Regions from separate parts of the Homo sapiens genome. Here region 2 is linked to region 1. The links are chromatin contacts, found by Hi-C or POLR2A ChIA-PET in ENCODE. All regions are on one chromosome and are shown on one strand. Each heading gives the region's core, a stretch centred on a gene start or an enhancer-like site at or near the end of the contact. The rest is flanking DNA. Distances are from core to core; before and after follow the strand shown.

Region 1 (7,005 bases), core at 1-2,500:
CCACGTTTATAATCTGTGATGCCTTTATAATCAGCATATGGCAACTGGCTAGACAGTCTCCTCACCACACAGAAGAGTTTTCAAAATAGCCTACCCCTCCTTTCACATTTATGTGAAATTAGCATTGTCACATTTCCTCCTTCATTGACTACTTTAGATCAGAGAGACACACTGTAGCAGAAGATCATGAAGGAAGTTGTCTTAAAGAAGGAAACTAACATAAATTAAGCATCTCATATACACCCAGTGCTTTCTTTCCATTGTTCTCTCTTTTAATCCTCACCAAAACTGGTGAAGTCGGTATCATCCATTTTATAGATGAGAAAACTGAAGCCGGGTAAGGGGAAATGGCTCGCACTAAGTCCTTTAGCCAGCAGGCAGCAGGGCTGGAGTGGGAATTCCTCCAGTCTCTTCCCCAAAGCCCTTCCAAGTTGCCACTCAGTCAAACTACCGCTCTCATCACATAAAAATGCCCTTCTCTTGGAAATGTGCTTGCCATCACGATCCAAACATTCGAGGGACAGAAATCTCTTGGACCGCAATCACTGCTATTTTTTAAGTGATTGTTATCACGACTCAGTAGCTGTTACCATGGTTTTGGGGAAGTTGTCCGAGGAAGGAGGGCCTTTCTTTGGGCATCTTGCATGCCTGAAGAAGGAACTCAAGATCTCAGCTCTTAATTACTCTGATTGTGCTGCAGTAGCAACTTGAAAGAGACCGTCCCTAGAAAAGTGTTGGGGTGGGGGGTGTGGAGTAACATCCAGCGAGCAGGCAGAAGGGAGGCCCTGGGCGCCAGAGAGACCCAGGGAAAGGCGAAGAGGAGGGAGAGGGGACGAGACCGTGCTACGGGGAGCCTGGAGAGAAAGCCAAAGGAGGAGGAAAGAACAAAAGGCAAGAGGAGAGGAAGTACAAGAAAGTCCAGAAAGGAAAAGAGAAAGTTTCAGAAAGGGGAAGAGAAAGCAAGCAAGGAGGGTAAAAGAAGAAAGAGACCAGAAAGATACCGAACTGAGAGAGCTCGGAGAACTCGAGAAAGCAAAGGAGGTAAAAGGAGAGAAGATGGAGAAGGCGGCGGAGAGGAAGGGGGAAGGAGACAGAGGAACCGAGACTGGGGTGAGGGAGCGGCCGCGCGTGGCCCCCGGAGAGGCGCCCATCACCTGCGTGGCGCCCCCCCGCGCCGGAGTGCGGCCCTGCTCCCAGCGCCAGTGCGCCGCGCGGCTCGCCGGCCTCGTAGGATTGGCTACCGCCTCCCATTCATGTAACCTGCGTGTGCGTGTGCGTGTGTGTGTGTGTCTCTCTCTCGCTCGCCCTCTCTTTCTGTGTGTAAGAGAGCGAGGGTGGGGGACGGAGGCAGGCAGGCGAGCAGGCAGGGAGGGGAAGAAGAGAAGGGAAGCTATTAAACACACACACACACACACACACTCACACACGCGCGCGCACACACCCGCCCCAACCCCCCAGAAGCCTCGGGATTGCAGCTGTTTCATGTGGGGCAGCAGTGCTGGCAGGGACGCCGGCCGGGAGCGGCCGGGAGCGGGAGCCGGTCGTGCGCGCGCGGCTGGAGGCTCGCTGGGGCTCCGCTCCCCGCGGGAGCTATTGTTGGTCTCGCTGGAGCTGAGCGCAGAGCCCGGACCTGCTCCTTCCTGGGCGCCCCGCTACGGCTCGCGGAGCAGAGGAGCCGCGCCGCCGAGAGAGAGAGGAGCCACCGGCGCGGCGCCTTGCCTCCCTGCCGCCGTCCTCGCCGCTTCCCCGGCGGTAGCAGCCTGCAGCCACGGTAAGGCGGCGTGATCCGCTCTACGGAAAAGCGCCTTGGGGACCGCGGCGACGCCTCGCCAGCTCCATCGCCCTCTGCACTGCTGGCCCGGGCAGGGTTCGGGTAGCTCACGCGGCTGCCGAGGGCTCCGGGAGATGTTTGCTTGCTCCCCTGGCCCAGGAGGAGGGAGGCTAGGGCGCGGGTGGCCGAAGAGGCAAGCTGTTCTGGAGCCTGGAGCCGCCGCAGCCCCCGGAGCCCGCCGCGGACTGGAGCCTGGGAGCAAGGGTTGGGGGAGGGCAGGGAGGTGGGAAGCGGGTGGGAGGGAGGCGGCGCGCCCCAGGTTCGTCTGCCTCTCCCGGATCCCGTTCCCCGCCCCGGCCCGGTCGCCTGCAGCCCCTCTGCAGACTAGCTCGCCCCAGGCCCCCGTCGGGCGCTGGAGGAGCCCGCGAGGCGGCGCCGGGCTTCAGCGGCTGCAGCCTGCCCTGCGGGGCAAGTGCCGGCTGCAGCAGCCCCGCACGGGCGGTGGTTGGAGCTCAGATCCTGGAGATGCGACCCCAGCTCCTCGCCCTCTGCAACCCGCGGGGCGCCCGCCTCTCCTCACCGGGCGCCCGGCCGCGGTATTGATGTTCGTCTAGGAGCCAACTGAGGCTGCAGCCGCCAGATGGACGCTTGGAGGGCTCCCGGGTGTGAGTGTGACTGTATGACTACTCTCACCCCCAGCTTCGGGAAATGTGCTCTGGGTTGAAATGTGATCACCGAGCTCCTCAGTCATTTTAATTGCCATTTTTAAATGCGGTCGTTACATTGGAGGAGCAGACTGGAAGGTAGTGGGGCGGCGTGTGTGTGTGTGTGTGTGTGTGTGTGTGGACACACACACGCAACCGAGGAATACACAACCAACTACTTGGGTGAAGGGCGGGGGGTTCACCTAGTGAGTCCTTCTTGGCGGGGGGGTCGGGCGAGTTAGCTGCCCGCTGCCCGCCCCTTCTCTGCCTGCCCCCGCCTAGGCGAGGTTGGAAAGTACTGGAAATTCAGCTGCGTGGTCCTTAACTTTGGAAATTGGCTCCGCTTTCAGGGCAAAATGTTAAGGCGATTTATGCACCCGCGTCCATGTGGATGAGTGTATTACTGCTCAGTTGGGTGCAGAGCCCTCAACAGTACCGCGCCAAGCCCCCACCCGATCTCTAACTCCCTCCCACCCCCTAACCGTGGAGAGAGGGTTTATAGAAATGCAGTTATCTGTAAACCATCGACGCAGTGAAAGGGGCGCAGGGAGGCAGCCAGAGTTTTGCCTGAACCTGCATACTGGCTTGGTGTTTGTAGCACACGAGATCACCCCGCTGCTTTGTAGAAGGCGGTGGTGGGGCAAGCTCGGGATTCCAATCGCCGGGGTGGGGGGTGGGGGGAAGAGGGTGCCCATGTACTGAGCTCTGAGGCCGAGTAAGGAGAGAGATCTGCTGAGCGGCATCGCGGGCAATTACATAAGCTGCCTCGGTGATTACCCGGAACTGTGATGCGAGCTCCCGGTTCTCGAAAGACAAGCCTGAAAGTTTGCCTGCTTGGGGAGTGTAAGTACCGGGGCGCCCCCACCCCGGCCTGGGTAGCTAGGATACGCCTCGCACCACGGCGCCCACTTGTGCGATGGGCGTCGGGTGCTGATGCTGCTGTCCCCAAAGAACCGGTTACCGAGGCAGGGACTAAGTGGGGGCATCCGGAATTGATCGCAGAGGAGGAGTCAGTCAGAACTGAGGTTTCATTGGGTCTTCAGAGCTCCAAGTCTTCCCTCGGAGGTGTTGGAAGGCCTTCCAGGGAACGCCGTTTTCAGAAACTGACTTGGTGTCCTGGGGAGCCCCAAAGCCCCTCTTTTCCGCCCTTCCTGGGCGCCCCTCCTTGTCTTTCAAGCCCTGTGCCCTTCACGTGTTTAGAAACCTGCCCGCGGTGCCTGGTCCCCCTTGGAGATGCCCAGGCAGCCCAGCCATCCAGGCCCACGCTGGCGAGGGGTTAGAGGGAGTAGAACGCTGGCTCTGCCGGGCTGCCACCCTTACCTACACCTATTCCTGGTTTCCTGCGCTAGCCCGGCGCTGATGGGGACGGGATGGGGCTGGGGTCGGGTATGGCTTCCGTTCCTTCGCCTCTCGCCTCTGCAGACAGCAGTTTGCTTCTGTTGCGTTTATTCTCCCCGTTTCGCCGCTTCCCTCCAGCGCCGCAGCCTGTGTATCACGTTGATGGGCTTTGATAGAGAAACCACAGTAAGAGTATGCTTTTAAATCTTGATTTTCGTCTGTAGGGGGATAAGCCACCCCAGCCCTGACACAGCCGTGGGGAACGCTGAAGTCTGGGACACATTGGCCCTGAACTCCCTTCCCCCCAGCCCGCAGTCAGGAGATGGTGATGTGCATGGGTGGGGAGTGTTTTGTTTTTGCCACATTCCAGCGTCCTGAAACCTCTCGTCCCCTCCCACTGAAATCCCCGATCTGTCTGAATCTGTTCCTTGCTGTAAAATAAATCCTCCCTCCCGCAGACCTGTGGGGCCCTTCGGATTTCCTGCCGCTGCCATGATCCTTAACAATGCGATTGAAAAGCCAGTGCTCGGCTGGAAAAAAATCCCCAGGTGCCAGCCGGCCGCGCCTTGACCTTGCTGAAGGAGCCTTTAACCCGGCTGCCAGAGGGGCTCTGGTCCAGCCGTGGGAATCCAGGAAGAAGGAGGGCGCCCCGGAGGCGGCTGGGTTAGCTCCCCGGGCAGGGCGGGAATCAGGTCGCGGCGGGGACCGCAGAGGGGGAGGGGACGGGACTCCGCGGCAACCTGTTTCCCGGCGAGCCGGGCCCGCGCATCCCAGCTCCCTCGCCCCAGCCCCTCGTGGCCCGCCTCCCCCGCCGGCCTCCAGTTGTCTTCGTGGTACAGGAGTCGGCCGCGACTCCCTCGCGCTCTCCGCCGGAGTCCGCGGGACGCCGCCAACTTTGGGCTCCTCGGTGGCCGGAGCAGCGGTGCGAACCAGCGGGGCGGCCGGGTGGGCGGGGCCTGGGCGGGAAACTGGAGCCGAGAAGACCGCGTTCCAGGCCAAGTTCCAGCCGCAAGCGCCGCGCGGCACAGTGCAGGGTCCCGGCCGCGCCTTTCTCCCGTCCCCGGCCCGGCCGCGTTCCTGCGGACTCACAGCGCGCTCCGGGCGCTCTGCAGTTGGGCTTTCAGCGGGGGAGCCCTTCTCGTCAAAGTTACGAGGGGTGTTTTCACTGGTGGTGACAGTGGGAACTAGTTTTCTGCGCGCCTGTGTGTGTGTGTGTGCATGTGTTGGGGAGCAGAGAGATTTGCAGCGAAGTCACACATAGCACAAAAAACAGGTTTCCCCTTTCCAGGTGTTATAAGGGAATGCTGAGGAGGAATCCGTTTTCTCCGGTGAGGGTGTTGACGGGAAGCCCTTCCACTTAGTGGAACTGGACCTGTTGGAGCTGATTGCCTGGAGTGAACGGGTGTCTCCTTTAGCGGCACCTGTGTGCCGTAGGTCCTTGGAAATGTTTGGGGAACTGAAAGTCCTCAAGATATTCAGCCAGGACTTAGGGCATAGATGTTTGTGTGCTTTTAGGGGGCTAATTCGGGGAAGCTTTTATTTCCAGCATGTGTCTTGAACTGAGGGGAGGGCAGGGTGCGGAAGGCTTGTGGAATTGCCATCTTCTGTGGTGGGGGAAGGGATCAGGGACGGAGAGCTTTGGTTTTCTAGAAAGAGTTCTTGGGTTCTTCCTCTGCTCTCATCTTGTTTTCATCAAGGCCTCTGTTTGGGGGTGGAGGTAGAGTGGTGCGGTAAGCGGATCAGCCACCCTAATAGACCGGCCTTGACCAGTGCGGATGCCAACGGGCAGAACTAGTGCTTGGTCTGAACAAGAACCATCAAAGGATAGTTCTATAGTGAGTGGAGTGACCTGGAATATGAGGTAGAAGGCTAGGTGTTAGAGTAATGGGTTCCCACGGACTCTCTTCCAATAGAATCTGATTCTATTTGGTATAGTCTCCTCAATCTTTTGTGGTTTTGTGGGAGTAAGGTGATAGGATGTGACTTTAATCTCTTAACTATTGGGTTGGAATCATGGCTCTGTGGCCTTAGGCAAATTGTCTTTGGAGCTTCAGTCCTCTCCCCTGTAAAATGGCACAATATTACTTAGTTTGCAACACTGTCAGGGTTTTTTTTTATGATCCAGTCTATAAACTTTATTCAGATTTTTCCAATTGTCCCAATAACGTCCGTTATAGCAATAGAAAATCCTGGCTTATGAGTTCATTCAGCTTTTCATGTCTCTTTAAACTCTTTTAACCTAGAACATTTCCTCATCTTTTTAAATCTTTCATATTATTGAACACTGTCAGTTTTAACATCGATAAGGCCTCTGGCATACTGTGGTCCCTTCACAGATGCTTGTTCCTTTCTACCTCCTTATCCCCTTCCAGGAAGCATCCTGCATTTGTTGGGTGGAGATTGGGCAGAGAAATCAACAGCCCCGAAAGAACCACCAACCTTGCATCCAGCCTATTTAAAACCAGCTTCAAATGCGTGAAATGAAAATTTCTTTTCTTTTCTTAGGAAAGTCATTTCCAGTTTTGTTAGAATTTGTGCTTCATTGAGTCCCTTTTTCTGACAGAGTTGCATCCTCATGCAGATTGACATGTTACATAACCCGATATTTCCAAATCAAAAGTTACAAATAAGGGAAAAGAAGGTGATTAGGAATTAAAGATTGTTGGGCAACACAAGCAAAAGACTCAATTTAAGATGCCAGCTCACACTCTAATTGTGCTAGAGGTTGAAGGAAAATGAGACTTGATAAGCACCAGTGGTGCAAGTCTCCGCCCGGGGTTCTCAGCCCCTGTCCTGGTCTAACAAACAGCTACACAGCCCCAGCCCAAACCTTTTGTAGTTCCTGTCCCAGTAACTTCTCCCACATCCATTAATCTAAAAAGTTAAACAAAAGAAGAATAGGATTTAAATCACCTCCTTGCAGATTTGATTCCAAGAGCCTAGCAGGGTAAATCAATGTCAATTCTAGATCTAAGGGGCCGATTTCTACCTGCCTTCTTACATGGTCTATCAGCTTGGCTTTTATTGTAACTGAAAGCTGAATCACTCCATCTTTGCTTTGCACTGGCAGATGGGCTGTGGGGGCCACTTTGAAAGTAATATGCCCCAGTTCTCAGGGAGCCAAGCAAACATGGATCCCTGAATGTTCTCTGTATGGAAAATGTCTAATGAAGCCATGTAGATATATGTGCC
Region 2 (7,005 bases), core at 1,870-4,369, 640 kb after region 1:
ACATACGTGAGTCACCTAGCACAGTATAGGTATATAGTGGGTTATGGTCACGTCTCATCTCTCATTTAATCTGCACAAAAACCCTACAAGAAAGCTGTCAGCTATCCATGTTTTACCAATTTACATAATACTTTAAACAGCAAATACTTACTGAGCCCCTACAGTATACCAGGCACTCTTCTAATCAGAGAGGATGGAGACCAAAGAGCCCCTGCCTTCGTAGAGTGTGCATTCTGGGAAAGGGGAGGGGAACAACAACAACAAAATGGAGATAAGTGAACTGATAAAGAAGCTAAGGCTTGGAAAAATTTTAAGTGATCCTGCCCAGGGACAAAAAGCTAAAAAGTGATAGCATCTCCAGCTATGCTTTTTTACTCAAAATCATTTTCCTCGGCACTCCACGCTGTTTAAACAAAGTGAGTATCAGATTAGCTCATTATGTTGTGTATTAACAGTTCTGGTTGTGACCAAGAAAGATGGCTGAGACCTTTGGCAAAAATGAGATCCATGTAGCATTCATGCCTTTGGGATACTTTGAATTACCTTTCCCTGTTGAATAGAGAATTGATGTTCAATACACAGTCTAAATTGGACTTTTATCCTTGTTTGCAAAGCTCATGTAAAGGCATGATTGTAAGCACAGATGTGCAGGGTCTTAGGAATAATTCTTTTTATATAGCTCTGTTTATAGCGATATAATAAATGGTCCTCTTAAAGCTACGCTGGCTTGCATTGTTCATTATGTGGCCACAAAGCTAATTTATGATAGGTATATAACTGCGTCTTGCACTGTTAATCCCTGATGAAACCCCACAGCCTCTGAGGAGGTACGTATAACTTTGGATGAGATTACTAAGTATTCTTTAGTTAGCTCAGTAAACGGAAACAACCGAACTATTAGAAGGGACTTTGAATAGAATTATGAGATCTCCCTTTCCTCAGTCCTGGCTATACCACTCCCCGTAACTGGTGTCAAACACGTATCTGTCCTCATGTGCAAAGGCAAGAGAGAACCATGTGATGAGGAAAGTCCCTGAGTCAGACAGACCTGGGTTCAAATCTTTTTTTGGGGGTTTCAAATCTTGGCCCTGCTACTTACTAATTATAATTTTGGGCAAGTTACTTTACCCTTTGAAGCTATAAAATGGAGATAATGATAGTACCTACCTTCTGGAGTTATAGTGAGAATTATTTAAGAAAATGAAAGGCTGGGCACAGTGGCTCACGCCTGTAATCCCAGCACTTTGGGAGGCCGAGGTGGGTAGATCATGATGTCAAGGAGTTCAAGACCAGCCTGGCCAAGATGGTGAAACCCCGTCTCCACTAAAACTACAAAAATTAGCCGGGCGCAATGACAAGCATCTGTAATCCCAGCTACTCAGGAGGCTGAGGCGGAGAATCTCTTGAACCCGGATGGCAGAGGTTGCAGTGAGCTGAGATCGTGCCACTGTACTCCAGCCTGGGCAACAGAGTGAGACTCCATCTCAAAAAAAAAAAAAGAAAAGAAAAAAAGATTTGGCCCATTATATGAGCTCAATAGTTGTTAGCTGTTGTTATGATGATGATTAAAACACTCATTGGTAGAGCACTTGATATTAACAAAGACATTTGATTATAAGATGGAAGATGAAATCCCTTTCAGAAATATAGATTCTAATTTTTAAATCTCTATCCTATAAATGACTAGAAGGGTCTCATGATTGCCACAAGGCCAGGAATATAAAAGGCAGCTTTAAAAGTATTGTAATAGTGAAAACAATTGGCGTTTGTTGAGTGTCCCATAGCATACAAAGATGTTTCACATGGCAACACACACCCTGCGCAACAGCAGCCCTGTGAGGTTGGGATGACAGGTACGGTATTGCCCCTGTTCCTGTGATGAGGCTAGAGGAGTGGCCGTGACTTGCATGAGCCATGCTGGTGAGGGAGGAAGCTGGGAGTCAAGGCTTGGCCCCACGCTGGGGCAGCCTGCTTTCCAGCACTCTCCACAGGCCACGTTCCTCCTCAGCTGTCACTTCACCTCTGGAAGCTGGTTTGAAGGAGAATGAGGGCATTTCAACTGTTCTCTCTCCTCAGCCCCTGCTGTGCAGGAACTGCTGGCCTGGGTTCCACCCTGCTTCTGCCACATGTTAACCATGCGACCTTGGCAAGAAAGCTCACTTTTCTTGACTTCAGTTTCCTTATCTGAAAAATGGAGATAGTAATAGTACCTGCCTCAGCGGGTTATGTAATCATTAAAGTACATCGTTTTGGTATGCACGTAGAACAGTGTCCGTCATACAGTAAGCACTTAATGTCTTTCTACCACCTCCCTTCCAAGGGCACTTTCATTGAGTGAAAGCTGTTTTAAAGCTATTGAGTTTTTGCAGTGAAGCTATGCAAGGAATGCCTCGTTGCCTGGATTCACTAGAGCCAAGAAACTATCTTTCTGTTTAGGGAGTTAGCTACAGGGCAGCAGAACAGGCACTGGGCTTTTTGGGGGAAGAGTTGCTCCCCACTCGTTGAATGGCTTCATCATGTGGCTTAACCCTCTAACCCTTAATTTTCCCTTAGGTAAAATTACTTTATGGAATCACTGTGAGGATTAGGTGAGGAAATTTGGGCAAAGTAGTTCTTGTAGTATCTGGCACAGCTCACACCCTAGACAAACGGTAGCTCAAGTCATCTTGCTTATGCTGCTTGCTGCCTGGCATGGCAGAGCTGGCACAGACACTGCCCAGTCCCTCCCATCAGGAGCTGCAGGCCAAAGGACAAATCCCAAGTGATCCTTGCACCATCAGCATTGGTTCTGGGTTCTTGGGTTGGTAGAGATGGGCCCCTGCTGCCTGCTGCCTCCTAGGAGGGAACACTGTCTATTCCCTGAGATGAGTGTCTTGCTGTTTGGCACCAAGAACAGGATTTAATGAAAGCAGCTTAAATCAACATGCCCTGCACTCAACAACCAGCCCTGTATTGAAATGTGAGCTGACAAGTTCCTCAGCACTTTGGTTAGGTTTGTGGAAACAGTGAAGTCAGATTTTATACAAGTGTTTACTCAGTTCCCTGGCTTCCTGGCAACTTGGCTTCCAGTCTCGTCTCAGAAATTCCTCTTTCAGTCCAGCCTCATGCATGTGGTCTTCCTTCCTGATAAATCACACGACATAACTGTTGCAACAGATTCTTATGCCCCAGAAGAGCACAGGACATAGGCCCCAGTGGGACTTCACTTCCTGAGTCACTTGTGAGGATGATACTGATCATGGTGGTGGTAGTGATGGTGGGGGAGGTGGCTACTGCTGTTGCTGTTAAACAGATAGAAAAGAGTTGGAAGCGGGGAATGACTGGCCCTAAGTGACTCAGCTTACCTGAGGCAGTTTGAATTAAATCCAGGCCCTTTGTTCCCAAGTCCTCAGCTCTTGCCTCATGCCCCCTTTCTATCCAAAGAGGTGTTCATGTTGCCATTCTTATCTCTCTTTCTGACAAGCCACAGGATAGAGTAACAAAGAGCCATCCATTTCTTAGTATTTAGCATGTACCAGGCACTGAACTAAGTCCTTTACAACCTTATCTTAGCTAAGGTTCATAAGAACCCTGGGAAGGAAGTATTACTAGTATTACCATTTCCAGATAAGGAAACTGAAGCTCAGAAAGATTAAATTACATACTGGCATCCCTTTTCTCCCCCAACCCTCACCCGACTCATAAGTGGCGGAGTCCAGATTCAAACCACATCTGGCTCCAAGGTCTCTCCTAAACACTATGTTATATTGACTGATGTATTCTAATCAATCTCTCTCTCTCTCTCTCTCTCTCTCTCTCCCCTGTGAACTCTGTGAGGTCAGGGCCTATAAGTATCCCTAGCATAGGGACAAACATACATTAGGTTCTTGGTGATTATTGCATGAATGACTTAACCAGTGAATAGTCAAAGAAAGAAAAAGAGCCCCCTGGAAACACAGGGAAGAGAGGGGCTGCAGCCGAAAGCTCTGTCCAGGAAGATCCCAGCACACTACCCGACAGCGAACCTAATCCCTTCTCTCAGGACTCCACCTCCTCCCCACCTCCTCATAAACCCCTTCCCTCCCACTCCCCACACAGTGTGCTGGGCTAACACCAAATCTCTGTGCTCCTTGTCTGTCACTTCCCAGACCTAGATCATGTTAGTTTCATGCGCAGTGCCAGCCAGCCAGAAGCCCTCCTGGACAAGAGCTGGCATCATTTCACCTCCTTCAAGCCATCTTCCCTAGGGAGCAGGCCTGCTGGGCTGAATGCCTCATCAACTTTTGCATAAAGTGGGTACACTCAGCAGCACTGCTGAGCAGAACAACTCCTCCCATCTCCCCTTCCTTGTGCTTTAGTTGGCTTTTCACCCTCTTGGCTCAGAGCTGTCTCAGAAAAGGGAAAGAATTTAATCTCTTTGAGATGGTCCTTAGAATTGGAAAGGCTCACCTTTCTTTCAGAGCTTAATGGCTTCTAAAGATTTTAGCCTCTGTGGCATTTTCCATGGTACGCTTTCAAAAGCCATCCCTTAGACTCATCATTTGTCCCTGTTGGTTCTCCCTCAGGTCTTCCTTCCCCACCCTTACCCCCATAGCCTCTCTCCTCAGCCTCATAAATTTATTCCTCATTTCCACTGCTATATGAGCTCTCTCCAGTCTTGTCTCCCATAAATGACTTTTATTTGAGAGGGCCCTCTCCCTATATTTTATTCCTTAGGGTTGCTGGCTCACAGAAGCAATACATGGCAGAGATTTTGCCTGTAAAATGCTCATGCTGCGGGTTTATGATTCTTATCATTTGATTGCAATTGAGTTTTGTGGAATAACAGGTGGAGATGTTTTAGAGATTCAGTGGCACAGGTTTGGAGGTAACACGTGCAGTCAGCAAGAATTGCATGAAATTTGGAGTAGGACCAGGCTAGATTTTCAACACTAAGCTTAAGCATAGACTATGGCTAATGACACCTGCCTTGCAGGGTTGTTTTCCAAATCAGATTTCACATGTATATGGTGGCTGCATTCAGTAAGCAGTCAATAAATGAAGTAGTTTTATATAGTTTTAGAATGCATGATTAGATTTAAGTTATCCAAACAGTCCTTAGACTCTAACAAGTGTAATTCTTAGGACAGTTTATACAGTGAAGGTTTGGAGCCAGAAGGCCTGGACCTGAATCTGTGTAACCGTAAACAACTCACTTGCTCTCTCAGAGGCGCAGTTTCCTTGCAGTTTCTGAATCTCTCTACCATCCCCTTTCCCCAGCCCCAACACTGGTCATTGACTCTAGATGAAGAGTCATTATCTAGATCATTGTCTAGATGAAGAGTCAGATAAAAGCTGACACATTAACCCCAAACAACTAGGTCAGTGGCCCACAGCACAAGGGAGTTAGGGTCAGCCTCCTCTCAGCATCACAAGCTTCCTGAGGTCCATTCCAGAGAAGAGCACAACCTCCTCAGAGAGAGCACCCCACAGTAGCTCCAGACCTGCTCCCACGCTGACACATTCACTGCATTCATTCACTGAATCTTTCTGGCCTATCCTGTGTGCTGGGCATTCACTGTTTTAGGCACCGAGGATCAGACAGCCCCACAGCCTGGTCAGGAAATGAGACGCCTAATTATTCAGCATGAGCAGAGCTCTGATTGTTGTGTGTACAGTAGGGTTTGGGAGCACAAAAGCAGAAGCAGTGAACTTGGCCAGTAATGGGATGGGAGAGGAAATGGAGAAGGTTGTCACCAGCCAGAGATCTGTGAGCCAGACCCTGAAAGGGGACTGAAGGGAGGCCCCCTGGTGGCCAAGGAGGAGAGGGCAGTGCAGGCCAAGGGAACAGCGTGTGCACAAGTAGAGAGCATGCATGATCAGCTGGACAGTCGCGGCTCAGTCCAGCTGGAGATAGAAGCTGCAGGGGTGGGTGGCAGGAAAGAAGGCCAGAGGTAGGCAGGATCCAAACCTCGGAGCCCGCTGAATGCTGTGCCGAAAATCTTGGCTTAAAATAATTGTCAATGAACATTGACTGTTGCCCTTTCAGACTCCACATCAGATCTCTTTCTTTGGCTCTCTCAACTCAATCTGGCCTAGATTCTACCTTAACACAGTGGAACCCTCCAGAATTCACACTCAGATCCTCTAAGCTTTCAGTTTATTCTCTATTAATCTCCTCCCCTACCCAAAGGGAAAGAGAATCACAAAGCATAAATAATAACAATAACGACTAGATGGATATGGCGCTGAAAAGCCCTGTTATCAAATTAGGTCACAATCGACAGCAAAATAAACTCAATGCTTTAACAAAAATAAGCTTAAAGTAGCAACCGGGTTAAAATAATTAAAGCTCTAAACATAGCAGTTGCACTAGAGCTAAATTCAATTTTATTTACGAGGCAAAATATAATTACATTTAAATTTGAGGGAACAGAATTTAATTCTTATTAATGACAGAAAGACTGAGTGAGATGCTTTAATGCCAGAGAAATTGTCTTATGTTCATGGATGGGAGAGAAAATTAGATTCAGCATTGAGCATTCTCCCCTGTTACAAGTCTCATTTGTGTAGCTAGAATTGTTCCTTCTCTGAGAAGCATTAGCTTCTCAGTCCAGAAAGCACAGCACCAACATCCAATTAAACATCAAAAGGAAACAATCAAGTTAGGCTATTTCTGTATAGGCATGTTATAGGAGGGGAAACTCAAGGTTAGAATCTCTCCAGAGGAATAATATCCATTGAGACTTGACATTTCCTGTACCCCTTCCCAACAGCAAGTGATAGCCTGAAATCAAAGTTCAGAATAATAAATATCCAGGAGATTGACAGTGGCATAGAGAGGAAGGGAAGTGTCAGAGGGCGGCACGGAAGAGCCTCCCAGTTGCCTGGGAGGTAGTGTGGCGGTTTAGACACAATGAGATGGTCAGTTCCTAACATTTAATCAAAGACTGGAAAATTGGGCCCAGACAAGCATGCTGCTAAATACTGCCAGAGTTAAAGGTTGATAAACCAAGAGCTGGCAGATTTGTAATTTAGTAGAATTTC

Evidence for each region. Hi-C counts contacts between places; a loop is a spot of excess contacts on that map. ChIA-PET counts read pairs that join two places held with the same protein, here RNA polymerase II (POLR2A). Pooled maps may share reads with other maps.
Region 2: a map of ascending aorta shows a loop between it and region 1 (4-fold over the local background). The contact joins the enhancer-like site here to the promoter of TENM4 in region 1. A Hi-C loop is called at or near these places in 1 of 168 maps with a recorded cell type or tissue (ascending aorta) and 4 of 50 pooled maps. POLR2A ChIA-PET finds 5 or more read pairs at or near these places in 2 of 52 experiments (AG04450 and BJ).

Annotation. Positions count from the first base shown.
Region 1 is chr11:79,435,275-79,442,279 of GRCh38, reverse strand. TENM4 (teneurin transmembrane protein 4) reads left to right here and starts at 1,250. Exons shown (of 34, transcript NM_001098816.3): 1 at 1,250-1,771. RefSeq lists silencers at 1,122-1,291, 1,552-1,661.
Region 2 is chr11:78,797,530-78,804,534 of GRCh38, reverse strand. The region is part of intron 15 of TENM4 (teneurin transmembrane protein 4); the gene reads left to right. Among named protein-coding and RNA genes, the nearest start is that of NARS2, 230 kb to the right of the region's middle. RefSeq lists an enhancer at 1,956-2,457. Within about 2 kb of position 3,119, at least 15 of the 41 ENCODE cell types and tissues checked have a DNase peak (open chromatin) inside an H3K27ac peak, as active enhancers do; they include ascending aorta, where a contact is called at or near this core.